Regions from separate parts of the Mus musculus genome. Here all the other regions are linked to region 1. A link is a loop called in an ENCODE intact Hi-C map of the cell type or tissue named here. Cell type or tissue: heart. All regions are shown on one strand.

Evidence for each region. Hi-C counts contacts between places; a loop is a spot of excess contacts. Peaks named below come from ENCODE experiments on the same cell type or tissue, not always from the same donor. Only the 100,000 strongest peaks of a DNase experiment are listed, where the experiment ranks them.
Region 2: it touches region 1 in a loop (2.1-fold over the local background); 1 of 42 quality-filtered maps calls a loop at or near these places.
Region 3: a loop joins it to region 1, with 2.2 times the contacts of the local background. A loop is called at or near these places in 1 of 42 quality-filtered maps.

What each region holds. Positions count from the first base shown.
Region 1 is chr6:115,674,718-115,678,717 of GRCm38, forward strand. It overlaps Raf1 (v-raf-leukemia viral oncogene 1), which reads right to left and starts at 1,918. Exons shown (of 17, transcript NM_029780.4): 1 at 1,519-1,918. D830050J10Rik (RIKEN cDNA D830050J10 gene) reads left to right here and starts at 1,251. Exons shown (of 1, transcript NR_152134.1): 1 at 1,251-3,650. In heart, CTCF peaks have their summits at 1,454 and 2,233; DNase peaks (open chromatin) are centred at 1,274 and 1,924; H3K4me3 peaks cover 2,849 bases; H3K27ac peaks cover 2,644 bases.
Region 2 is chr6:115,544,316-115,548,315 of GRCm38, forward strand. It overlaps Tsen2 (tRNA splicing endonuclease subunit 2), which reads left to right and starts at 376. Exons shown (of 12, transcript NM_199033.2): 1 at 376-413; 2 at 3,507-3,715. The coding sequence starts at 3,527. Gm36355 (a long non-coding RNA gene) reads right to left here and starts at 332. Exons shown (of 7, transcript XR_869382.3): 1 at 27-332. In heart, CTCF peaks have their summits at 413 and 2,151 (motif pointing right); DNase peaks (open chromatin) are centred at 336 and 2,147; H3K4me3 peaks cover 1,219 bases; H3K27ac peaks cover 821 bases.
Region 3 is chr6:115,773,985-115,777,984 of GRCm38, forward strand. Cand2 (cullin-associated and neddylation-dissociated 2 (putative)) reads left to right here and starts at 573. Exons shown (of 15, transcript NM_025958.2): 1 at 573-694. The coding sequence starts at 627. Mir7660 (microRNA 7660) reads left to right here and starts at 1,673; the gene lies at 1,673-1,735. In heart, no CTCF peak of the experiment used is centred here; DNase peaks (open chromatin) are centred at 273, 707 and 1,947; H3K4me3 peaks cover 3,179 bases; H3K27ac peaks cover 3,135 bases.

The sequences.
Region 1 (4,000 bases):
TTCACTTCCAAATAGCCACTTCAGCATAAGCCTTAATCGAAGGAGCTATTTTAGAAGAAGAATGTTCACAGGGCTGCAGACGTCTTAACAAAGCTGCAACCTGGGGACTCTGTCCAAAGAAAAGAGTCTACTACATAAATAGGGTTAATTAAAAATACTTTCATGCTACACTTCTTCAGGTGCTTTCTATAATCTGCCAATTTCTGTCTGTTTGGGGAATGTGTTAACCTTAGAAATAGCTGCAAGAGTATCTCCAAATAGGAACCAGTGATCAAGCAAGCACAAAACATTTTCTATCAATTACCAAAACTGGTTAGCAAGACTTAACAAGGTAAATTTTGTTCACTACCATAGCGGGAGGGGAGCAAAGCAGTAACCAGCAAGAACTAAACATTCACAACATGAAGTTAATTAATAAATGAACTAGTTCATTACTATCCATCACACAGACCCTTCACAAGCGATCAATTTTTCCTTTTGAACCCTGACGTCTGTCTTCCTGCACCCCACATTTACTAGCTGCTCCCCCAAATCATCCCAACTCCCGCAGGCTATGCCTCTGAGCCTTGGTGCCAGCTGTTCCCTCCGCCGACAATGTCCTCCCCTCTGCCTCACCTGGCGGAACAGTCCTTCAAACTCCGCGCAGAAGCAAGCAAGGAACCTCAGGGCTTCTCGACTCTGCACCTAACTGTTCTAAATCCCAAGAACACTTGGGAAAACAAGCCTTATCACCTCCGGTTGTTTTCACGCCCCAGGAGCTGAGTCTCCAACGACCCCACAGGACGCATTGCAGGCATTCAGACGTGCCCTGAATTCATTCCCCACTTCTATACACAGACCTGGCCCATTCCCCAGGACCCAGTTACGTCTCAACCGGGAAAGAAGAGATTCGACTGTCCCTCCTAACAAAGAATGAAAACCAGAGGCACACCCTGGGCCCTGGAGAGAGAACAATGAATGAACACGGTCACCTCGTTTGTGTCCCAACTCTGCATCCATGCACCGGCTCTGCAAAAGCCTGGGAGGTTGTCGCTTCACACAAAAGGCAGCCTGGCTCCCGATCGCGAGCATCCCGGGCCACCCATTTGGAAGCCCCAGGCGAGGTCGCAAGCCTTTGAGGCGGGACCCTGACCGGTTTCTCTCGCTGCCTTCCCCGATTCCTCTTGTCTTCCCTAAAAGGGTGTCACTTAAGCGAAGCAGCCCGAGAGGAGGTGCAAGGCCGGGCTCCCCCCACTTCTGCAGCCCGAGAGAAAAAAGAACGAGCCCATCCCAGTGACAACACAGTCACTGGGCAGCTCTGGGAGGATTTTTTTTCCCCCATTGCCAAAATATGAGGAATGCTCGCTGGGCACCGGAGTGGCGCTGGCACGTTTCCGAGAAACACTGGGAAATCTGAGCAGGGGTGTGGAAACTGGCTCGCCGGCCATGACACCCGGCCCGCGCCCGGCCCGCCACCAGGATGACAGCGGCCTGGCCGACCCTGCGCCCCACGGTCGCACCGTCAGCCCTGTGGCCTACCTGAGGGAGCCGGGCAGTGCCGGGTCCCGTCGTGCAGCGGCAGCGGTGGTTGAGAGAACGCGTTGGTTGCGGTCACATTCGGCGTGTCCCCAGCCCGGGGGACGGGGCCCCGGGGAGGCCCCGCATCGCTGCACTAGCGCCCCGCGCCTCAGGGCACGCGCCCCAAAGCTCGGCCAGCTGGCCCGTCCGAGGGCCTGCGGAGAACAACAGAGAAGCCTTCCCGCCTCAAGTCCGCTCGGCTCTAACTCCCGCCATCCAAGATGGCGGCACCAGCACCCGCGAAGAAGACGCTCTCAGGCTATCCCGGGCGAGCTAGCCCTGCGCTCGACACTCGTCTCCACGACCTGCGGCGCCGCCGGGCTCACTGCCTCTGCGCGAGCTCCTGGGCTCGGCAGTCCGCTTAAAACTCGGCTCGGGGATCTATCGCTCGAGCCTGGAATGTGGCCCCGCCTCCGGGGGCGTGGCCTCGCGGTCCTGCGGCCGCCATTTCGGGGTTGACTCCGTGGTAGCAGAGTGACTGTTTCTGGTTGGAGGCCAGTGGTATTGGGCTGCAGCCGCGGTCCGGCCACCCGCGAGGCCCTCAGCGGGCCAGACGCGCCTGGTGACACACGGCACAGGGCTCCAGCTCTGGTGCTTCCTCTCCGAAGTTGACATCCGTGGAGAATGGCGGCCTAGGGGTTTTGTGGGAAAGCCCTCATGCTATGTGAAACCTCAGGTTCCTCATTTGTAGATGGAGTGTTCGCTGTAGTACACCAAGTTGACCAAAAACTAAAAGTATGGTGTTGCACACCTGTAATGCCAGCGCTTGGAAAGTGAGGGCAAGAGGGTCGGGAGTTCACGGTCATATGAGCTGCATGAGACCCTGTCTCAAAAAAGAAAAAAAAATTAAAATTGATGCGACAATATGGCCCACCGTAAACTGAAGCCTGTTGTGCGTCTTCGTACAGCCCCCGTGGAATAGACACCTGGAGGGCAATGTGTATTGTCAATTGTGCTTTTTTTTTTTTTTCCCCTCTTTGAAATAGGTTCTCAATTTTATTTATTTATTGTGGTTTTTCGAGACAGGGTTTCTTTGTCTAACAGCCCTGTCTGTCCTGGAACTCACTTTGTAAACCAGGCTGGCCTCGAGCTCAAAGAGATCGCTCTGCCTCTGCCTCTTGAGTGCTGGGATTAAAAGCATGTGCCAGATTCCCTCTTAATTTGAGGCTGGCCTCAGACTCTGGTTCTCCTACCTCTGTGTAAGTATTTTCCAAGTAGCCATTTGGGGACCCGCAAGGTGACTCAGAGAGTAAAAAGTGTGCAGAGTAAAACCTGATGGAAGAGAGAACAGGCTCCTGAAAGTTATCCTCTGACCTCCATTCGAACCCGGTGCTACGTGCGCAACCTGCAACCGCATTTACAAATACACAGACAAGTTTTTTTTTGTTTTTTTTAAGTAACCATTTATAAGTAAACATCTTTTGGCATTTAGTGCGTTCACAGTATTGTGTAACCACAACTTTGGTTCCAAAACATTTCCATTACTCTGAAATAAAATTACCCACTAAGCAGTTTAGTTTCTCACTAGCTCCCACCCAGAGCAACCACCAATACTCATTTTGCTACTACAGACCTGACTTCTAGATTATCTTGTGTGCGTGGATACTTATAAAGTATGGGGCCCTTTATGATTTAAGTCTTTTCACTTAGCCTGTTTCCGAGTTCATCTGTAACACATGTGTGCTAATACTTCACTCCTCTTTAGAGCTAAACTATTTCATCAGAAGTTTACACCAGATTTTCTGTCTAGGATAACCATGGAAATTTAGGTTCTTTCCATCTTTTGGCTTTTGTATTGGTTACTTTTCTGGTTTCTGTGACAAGATAATGGACAAATGCAGGGTTAAAAAAAAGGGGGGGGGAGGTAGGCCCAAAGGGGAATGGCTAACCACTGGGTAGTGGTTAGGGCACCAGCTGCTCTTGCAGAGGACTTAGGTTCAATTCTCAACACCCACATGGTAGTCACAACCACTCATAACTCCAGGTGCAGAGGATCAAATGCCCTTTCCTGATCTCTGTGTACCAGACACATAGTACACAGATACACATAAATAGATTAAATCATAATAATAAAAGAAAGGAAGGGCTTCTTATTTTGGCTGACAGTTGAAGGACGCAGTCCATCATGGTGGGAAAGCCATGATGGCAGGAGATGGAGGCTGATGGTTGTGTCTCCCCATGGTCAGGACAGAGACTCAGGTCTTAGCTCACTGCTCCTTTGTGTTCCCTTTTCCTGTCTGAGACCCTCTGCCTATGGATTAGTGTCACTTTTAGAATGGGTCTTCTGATAACAACCCAATCTAGACGCTCCCTCAAAGACACACCCAGAAGTGTGTCTCCTAGGCGATGCTGCAGCAGTGGTTCTCAACCTTCCAAAGGCTGTGACCATTTAAAACAGTTCATGTTGTGGTGACCCCGATCATAAAATTAGTTTTGTGGCTAT
Region 2 (4,000 bases), 130 kb before region 1:
AAAATGGACCTTGTGTTAGAACTTACAGGCAGTGAGCACTGGCAATGCAAAGGCAGGTGTCCCTCCATGAGTTCAAGGCCAATCTGGGCTACAAAGTGAGTTCCAGGCAAACCAAGGCTATACAGTGAGACCTATGTAATCTCAAAAGGAAAACAAACAAACAAACAAACAAACCTTGGGGGTTGCTGTGAGAATTAAGGCGGGATATATTACCCCTTAGCCTTCCTCATTAGACTTAGCCGGGGGATGGGGCGGAATGTATCGTCAGCGGTACAGTGCGCAGGCGTGCTGTGCTAGGACACAGCCAGTCCCTTTTGCGGCTGCGTGCAACTGGTTTTGCGGCCGCACTGCTTGACGGCTGCAGCGCCGCCCCCCGGTTGCCGGGTAACGGTGGGCGCGCGTGGCGGCGAAAGGTAAGACTGAGTAGTCCTGTTTCTCGCGTTCTGTGTCCAGCGTGCGAGCGACTTCAGGCGGGAGCGGGGTGGGAGCTGTGGCTGTCACTCAAGCGCGCATGGGCACAGCGTCCCGAGGGCTGCGGAGCGCTTCGCTCTCGCTGACAGATGCCATCTGCCCCAGCCCCAAGCTGGTCTGCCTTGGCCCTCAGCCCTGCACCTCGGCCCAGGAGCTGTGCAGTGGGGGACACAGATGAAAGTGTGTTTGCAAATGATGAGGAGCCCACGAGGGGCTGAGGATGGGACTCGGTTGGCAGCCTGTTGTCTACTCCTAGCACCGCATCCAACCAAGCTGCTGCCCGCCTGTAATCCCAACTTCCAGAGATGGAAGCGAGAGCATCAAGCTGGTTTTAAGTTTCCTCAGCTACATATCACGTTTGGAGCCAGCCTGGGCTACGTGTGGCCTCATCTCAAAATAATAAATAAATAAATAAATAAATAAATAAATAAATAAATAAAATACATGCTAAGAGACCATGAGTAAGTTTGCCATAAGAGAGGCTTCTTTGACCCCTGATCCAAGAGTGTTGGAAAGTGATATGGACCCACCTTTTACTGTATGCTTTGTGCTTGGATTGACGGTAGAAGCATATAGAGCGGGGTTGGGCTGACCATTGGGTGTCATGGTTCGTGCTTTTAGCTGTAGTACATGGGAGGCTGGGGCAGAAAGATCATAGTTTAAAGCTAGCCAAAGCTGCATAACAAGGCCACGTGTCAGCAAAACCGAAATTTTTAAATGAATATTAGGCTAGCAGATTAAGAGAAGAATGAAGGACAGGCCTTGCTTTTGATGGACAGAAATATGCTTTGTGGTGCTCTGGTGACAGGCATGAGCAGGTTTCTCCTTAACAGTCTTTGCAGATACATTCACACACACACACACACACACACACACACACACACACACACGCTGCAAGCCATTCTTCTCACTTGTACAATGGGAATAAGAATGTGGCTGGGCAGCCGGGCGATAGTGGTGCACGCCTTTAATCCCAGCACTTGGGAGGCAGAGGCAGGCGGATTTCTGAGTTTGAGGCCAGCCTGGTCTACAGAGTGAGTTCCAGGACAGCCAGGGCTACACAGAAAAACCCTGTCTCGAAAAAACAAAAAAGCAAACAAACAAAAAAAAGAATGTGGCTGGGCTGGGACTGTGGCTCCTTTGATAGAGAGTTTTCTTTGAATGATCCAGGCCCTGAGTTCAATTCCCAGCACTAGGAAAAGAAGCAACTAAAAGCCTTTATATCCAGTCCTCCAGACCACCGTCCTGGTCTGGTCTACCCTATACATATGTACCTGGCTGTATGTATCTGCTTTATGACATGTAACGTTCGAGTACTTTGTTCCCCAGGGAGCCAGAAGAGGCTTTCTGATCCCCTGCAGCTAGAGTTGCAGGTGGGCATAAGCCACCATGTGCATGCTGGGAATTGAACCTGGGTCTTTCTTCTGGATGAGTACCTACCAAGCCTCTCTCCATCCCCGTGCGTGGTTATCTTTGACACGCACTTGTCCATTGTTCTAACTTCCTTGGTCCATCTTTCCTTCTGTCTTTATTGACATTCCTGGCTTCATGAGAAGTTTCGTGAACACCTTGGCCAGGGCTTGATGTTTCTGTTATGACCACCGCCACCACGACTGTCATTTTGCAGGTGTTTGCCTGCCTGTGTGTCTTGTCTGTGCTTATCATGCATGCAGTACCCACAGAGGCCAAAAGAGGGCATTGGATCCTTGGGACTGGAGTTACTGATGGGCATGAACTACCCTGTGGATGCGGAGGGTGGAACCTGAATCCTCTAAAAGAGCAGGCAGTGCTCCTGCCACATCGTTTCCTCTTTAATGGTCATGACACCCACCTCCTCAGTAAGCTCCCAGTTTAAGTCATGTGTAGACCTGACCCTAGACAGCTGCAGGTTCAAATCCCCCACCGGCCTGGTGAAGCGTCTGTCAGTTGGAATGTACACACTTGCATGGGCTGTGACTCAGCAATGCTCGGTGCTGGTAGCCGGCCCCAGCTCCGTGTCACATCCAACTCACTTTTGTGTGTATTCCACACTGGTTTTGTCTCCTTGGGTCAGAATAAGTAAGACCCAGAATAAAGAGGTCTTCACATCAGCTTCCTTGGATCCTTCTAGGTAAGTCTCTACCTGGTTGGTAGCTGTGTGGCATCTCACTCAGACCTAGACCACAGTAAACAGATGCAAACCTGTGTCTGAGCAGGAGCCACAGAGAGGGCCTGGGCTCTGGTTCCCACAGCCCTGATGTTAATCCAGTGATGTCATTCACAGGGCCCTTACGGGCCTCACTGACCTGAGTGTTGCCTTGACTGTAAAATGGCATTGCTGGCGCTCACTTCATAACCAGCATCATCAGAGTCTGGGTGATGCCACTCTGCCAGGCCCTGTCCTCTGTGAACCATGGCTGTGAGGAGCTGGGTTTCTACCCCTTTATAGATGAGCTAAAGCCCAGTGTCGGTGGGACTTTTACCAAAGGTTTTCCAGCTAAGATGCAGCAGCTTCCTGATGGTGGTGTGTACACTGCGGTAGCCAGCACACAGGGTAGAATACAGCACGGACAGCCTGGCTTCAGTCCCTGCACACACCCACTGGCGTTTCGTAGGACATAACTGGCCCCTAAATGACAGTGACTCTGCTATGATTCGTGGATTTCCTTCTCCCTGCCCCACACCCCCCCCCCCCCCGAGACAGGGTTTCTCTGTGTAGCCCTGGCTGTCCTGGAGCTCACTTTGTAGACCAGGCTGACCTCGAACTCAGAAATCCATCTGCCTCTGCCTCCTGAGTGCAGGGATTAAAGGTGTGCACCACCACGCCTGGCTCAAAGACAGGAATTCTTAAGGCCTTGGTGTTACCAGCTTCAGTTAAGGTGATGGCACTGGCTTCTTAGAGGTCTTAGCATCTGAGATACCCCCGTGACTGATGTCCTTATTACATGGTGTCTTCTAGTTCATTGTTTCCCCCAGAGACCAGGTCAACCTGGTTCTGATTGTGCTGGCTCTGATGGTCCGTTTTTACTGACTGGTTCCTCTCCTTTGTTCTCTAGAGACCTGTTATCCTTGAAGAATGGCAGAGGCAGTCTTCCGTGCTCCTAAGAGGAAAAGAAGAGTCTATGAGAGTTACGAGTCACCACTGCCCATCCCCTTTGGTCAGGACCAAGGTCCCAGGAAGGAATTCCGAATATTCCAGGCTGAAATGATTAGCAACAATGTGGTGGTGAGGGGCACAGAGGACATGGAGCAGCTGTATGGGAAGGTAAGCCCAGGCCGTTCTGGTTCCTTCCTGGGGACACCCCAAGCAGCCACCTCCTCTTCCAGGTTCCTCCCAGAACCAACTATAAGCAGCAGCTCTGAAACTTCAACTGTAAGCCTGAGAGCTAGACATGCCCAACCACAAACCAAAAACACAGGGTGAAGCGCTGTATAGTAAAGACAGAGAAGTAATTTACAGAAAGATAATGAGTAAAGACTTGACAGTCATCCCTACTGACTCCTGTCCCTTCCCAGAGGTCACTACACAGTGGCATGGGACCCATGAGCC
Region 3 (4,000 bases), 99 kb after region 1:
AAGATCTACGCGCGCGCGCGCGCACACACACACACACACACACACACACACCTCCTAACTGGGGAAAACTGTGATCAACTTTAGGGAACAGCTATTGCTCTCGGCTTTGGGAACCTGAAGTCCGTCCTTAATTCATCTCAGGTTCTTTGGCTGTGTGGAACCTGGTAGAATCTGGAATTGCCATCCCATGTCCCTGTTTGCATGAGTGCCATTGAGAGAGCAAAGTCAAGGGGTCTTCAAGGCACAATCGGGAGAAGGCGTGGTCAGGGCCGGGTGGTGAGCTGCTGGTGCCCATGCTGAGCAGAGCTGTCCAGGAGAGGGGGCCAGGCCCGTTACTTCAGTCCTGCTCGGGACAGGAGGGGAGAGAGAGAGAGAGAGAGAGAGAGAGAGAGAGAGAGAGAGAGAGAGAGAGAGAGAGAGAGAGAGAGAGAGAGAGAGAGAGAGAGAGAGAGAGAGAGAGAGAGAGAGAGAGAGAGAGAGAGAGAGAGAGAGAGAGAGAGAGAGAGAGAGAGAGAGAGAGAGAGAGAGAGAAGGGGCGTGGCCGGTGGGGGAGGGGGCGTGGTGGAGGGGAGGGGAGGCCGCGCCGCCATATTCGATTCGACCCGCAACCCCGCGGCGCAGCCAGCATGAGTACCGGTGCCTTCTACATCTCCAGCCTGCTGGAGAAGATGACGTCCAGCGACAAAGACTTCAGGTGCGCCCTGTGGGGGCTCGGGACTCGTTTTCAGGGGTCTCAGCCTGTCCCGGCCGCCCCTCTGCTCCCCTGCCCCCCCCCTGCGGACCCCTGTGGGAGCCCCCGGCCTCTTCGCCTGGGCCTGGCTGGGCCTGCAGCCCCGCCCCCAGCCTCTTCCCGCCTTTGCTGTGCTGGCCTCTCAAGTCCCCAACACTGGGCGCCCCCCAGGCTCTCCAGTGAAGTCCCCGTCGGCCTCTCTTTGGAACCCAGTGCAGTCCTCTTCTGACCCTCATTGAAACAGGCCGCTTCCCTGCACAACCTCCATCCAAGGCTATCTTCCGAGACCCACACTTCTGCCCGGTCTCTAGGTTACCCCATCCCCCGCACCCTGTACCCCTACCGGGTCTCCTAACCCTAACAAACTTTACTTTTCTTTCATCTCTTTCTTTTCATCCCGTGCCTTTTCTCCCTGGCCCCTCATCACCACCCCATCTTCCTTATTCCCCTCCTCTCCCAAGATGGTTTAGAGCAGGAAGCAAAGGTTGGGGTGAGGGCTATCTCTCTCCCCCATTCTTTTTCTCCTATCCTCCTCTCCAAACACCACAGAAACACAGGAACAGAGTTGGCAAGAGGAATGGGAATATCTGATGCAGCCCCTCTTGCAGGGGAAACTGAGGTTCAGTGATAAAAAGGGGTTGTTGGTCAGTTGTGGACCCTCAAGTCAACAGGACAGTGCACCATTCTGAGTCTTCTGTCACAGTAGTTATCCCTCCGATTACAAACAGGGAAAATTAGGTTCAGGGACATGAAGGGCCTGGATACAATGCTAACGGTAGGGCCAAGCAGAGTTGGAGGTGTCAGTGGGATTCCCAATCTAGCCAGTCCGGAGGGGCCAGAAGCCTATTTGTGTGGTCTGACCTTTTCCGTGTCCTGTAAATACAGTCCTCAAAAATCTCTGTGCAGCCCTAAGCCCCACAGTGGTAGTAGGGCTTGGGATCCTTTGCCCTGGCTTCAGATCTCGGCAACCATCACTAACTAGATCTGTAAGTGATGGGCAAAGTACTCCATGCCCTCTGAGCCTTAGCTTAGCTGTTTGTGCTTTAGGTAGCAGGTAAGTGCTTTGTGAATGGTTGTCCTGACTCTGTGCAGGGAAACGGGGCAGGTCCTGGTAGACTGTTCTTTGTTCTTTGGGCCCAAGTTCTTTCTGTTCTCCAGAAGTCTGGAGGGGGCTTTGACTTACTCAAAGTCACATGGCCTGCCAGAGTTGAGGGAATGACTCCTGGGCCTATCAGGGAGTTGGCTCTATCACTCAGGGCCTGAGAAGCCCTTTAAATCTGTCCCTGCCAGCAGCGTTGAGGACACCTAAAACCACCCTGAGCATATGAGAATGGTTTCTATTTTTAAAAGTCTGAATACCAAGAGCCTGAGCCTCCTCCCAACCCCCGCCCCCCACCAGCTGTCCAGGCACCATGTGTCCCAGTGTCCTATGGTGCTGCCTCTCAACATGGCAGGAGACCATGGCTTATGGTTCCCAGCGGGGAATGTCTGACTGGGGTTCCAGGCAAGGGACAGCCAGCCTTGGTTCTCAGTTTTATTTGGGGATCAGACTCTTGACAGAGAAAACCAAGAACTTGAGAGGTCTGACAGGGATGTCCAAATCCTTTTTCACTGAGGCAGTGCTGTTTGAGGATTCAGGTGACCTACCTCACGCTGGTGCTTCGTAACCTCTCTGAGCCTGCTTGCTCAGATTGACCTATTAAAACCCTCAAGGATGCTGTGGGAGAGGGGCAAAGACAATTTCCGTTTTATTCATGGAAAAACCGAGGCTTGGGGTTAAGGAGGCAGCTGGCCAAATTTTACCTCACTGATAAGACAAGTATGTTTACTTAAAGCCTCGCTCTGCTTTGGAGCTCTTGCTTGTCAAATTATTATCCCCACCACCCCAGCACCATGACATTTCCTCTGAGAGTGATGTCTGCAGACCTGAGGTGTTTGAAATGCTGCGGTATATTTGTGAATGTTGATTTCTGGGTTCGGGTTTCCACGAGGCCGCTTGGCTCTAAGCCAGTGGTTCTCAACCTTCCTAACACTGCACACCTTTAATACAGTTCCTTGTGTTGTGGTGACCTCCAACCATAATATGAATTGGTTGCTACTCATAACTATAATTTTGCTATTGTTCGGAATGGTAATGTAAATACTTGATGCAGGATATCTAATATGTCTCACACACACACACACACACACACACACACACACACTCCAAAAAGGGGCCTCGATCCACACCTCTGCTCAAGGTCTGTTGAGCACAAACTCTCCTGCCCTCACCCTGCTCCCTTGTCAGACCTGTTCCTTGCTGAGCTTGGAGTATTAGATGTGAGCCTGCTGAGCAAGAGTATGTGTGCACGCACATGTGTTTATGTGTGTGCAAGATATGTGCATATATTTATGTATGTATGTTTGTTTGTGTGTACATGTGTGAAAGTATATGTATTCATATATGTGTGTGTATGTGCATGGTATGGGGGTTATTATGTGTATGTGTATATATGTGGGGATATTATATGTCTTTCTGTGTGTGTGTGTGTGGGTGTGTGTGCATGAAGTGTTCTCATACATTCGCTGTATGGGAGAAAAGTGCTGTCAAGGAGGGGTGCAAAGTCCTGAAGTGACTATCTAGGGAGACTGTAATGCTTAGGTGTGTGTTGGTCAGGGTGATCAGGATCACCCCTGAAGCAGGAACATTTGCATCAAACTCTTTTTTTTTTTAATTTATTTATTTATTATATGTAAGTACACTGTAGCTGTCCCCAGATACTCCAGAAGAGGGCATCAGATTTCGTTAGGGATGGTTGTGAGCCACCATGTGGTTGCTGGGACTTGAACTCGGGACCTTCGGAAGAGCAGTCGGCGCTCTTAACCACTGAACCATCTCACCAGCCCTGCATCAAACTCTTGATGGGTGCGCTAGTTGGTTTTCCAAGTCAGGTTGACACAAGCTAGAGTCACCTAAGAAGAGGGAACCATAATTGAGAAAATGCCTCCATAAGATTGATCTAGAGATAGACTGTGGTCCATTTTTTAAAATTAGTGATTGACTGGGGAGGGTGCATCCTGTTGTGAGTGATGAGGGCCCTGGGCAGATAGACTTGGGGATATAAGGAAGCAAGTTGGAAGAGTCATTCGTGCCTGTATGTCAGTAAGCAGCGCTCCTCTATGGCCTCTCTGGGCGTAGTGGCACATGCTTTTAAACCTCCACGGCCTCTGTCTCAGTTCCAGGCTTTCAGTGATAGTGTCTTAGTCAGGGTTTCTATTCCTGCATAAACA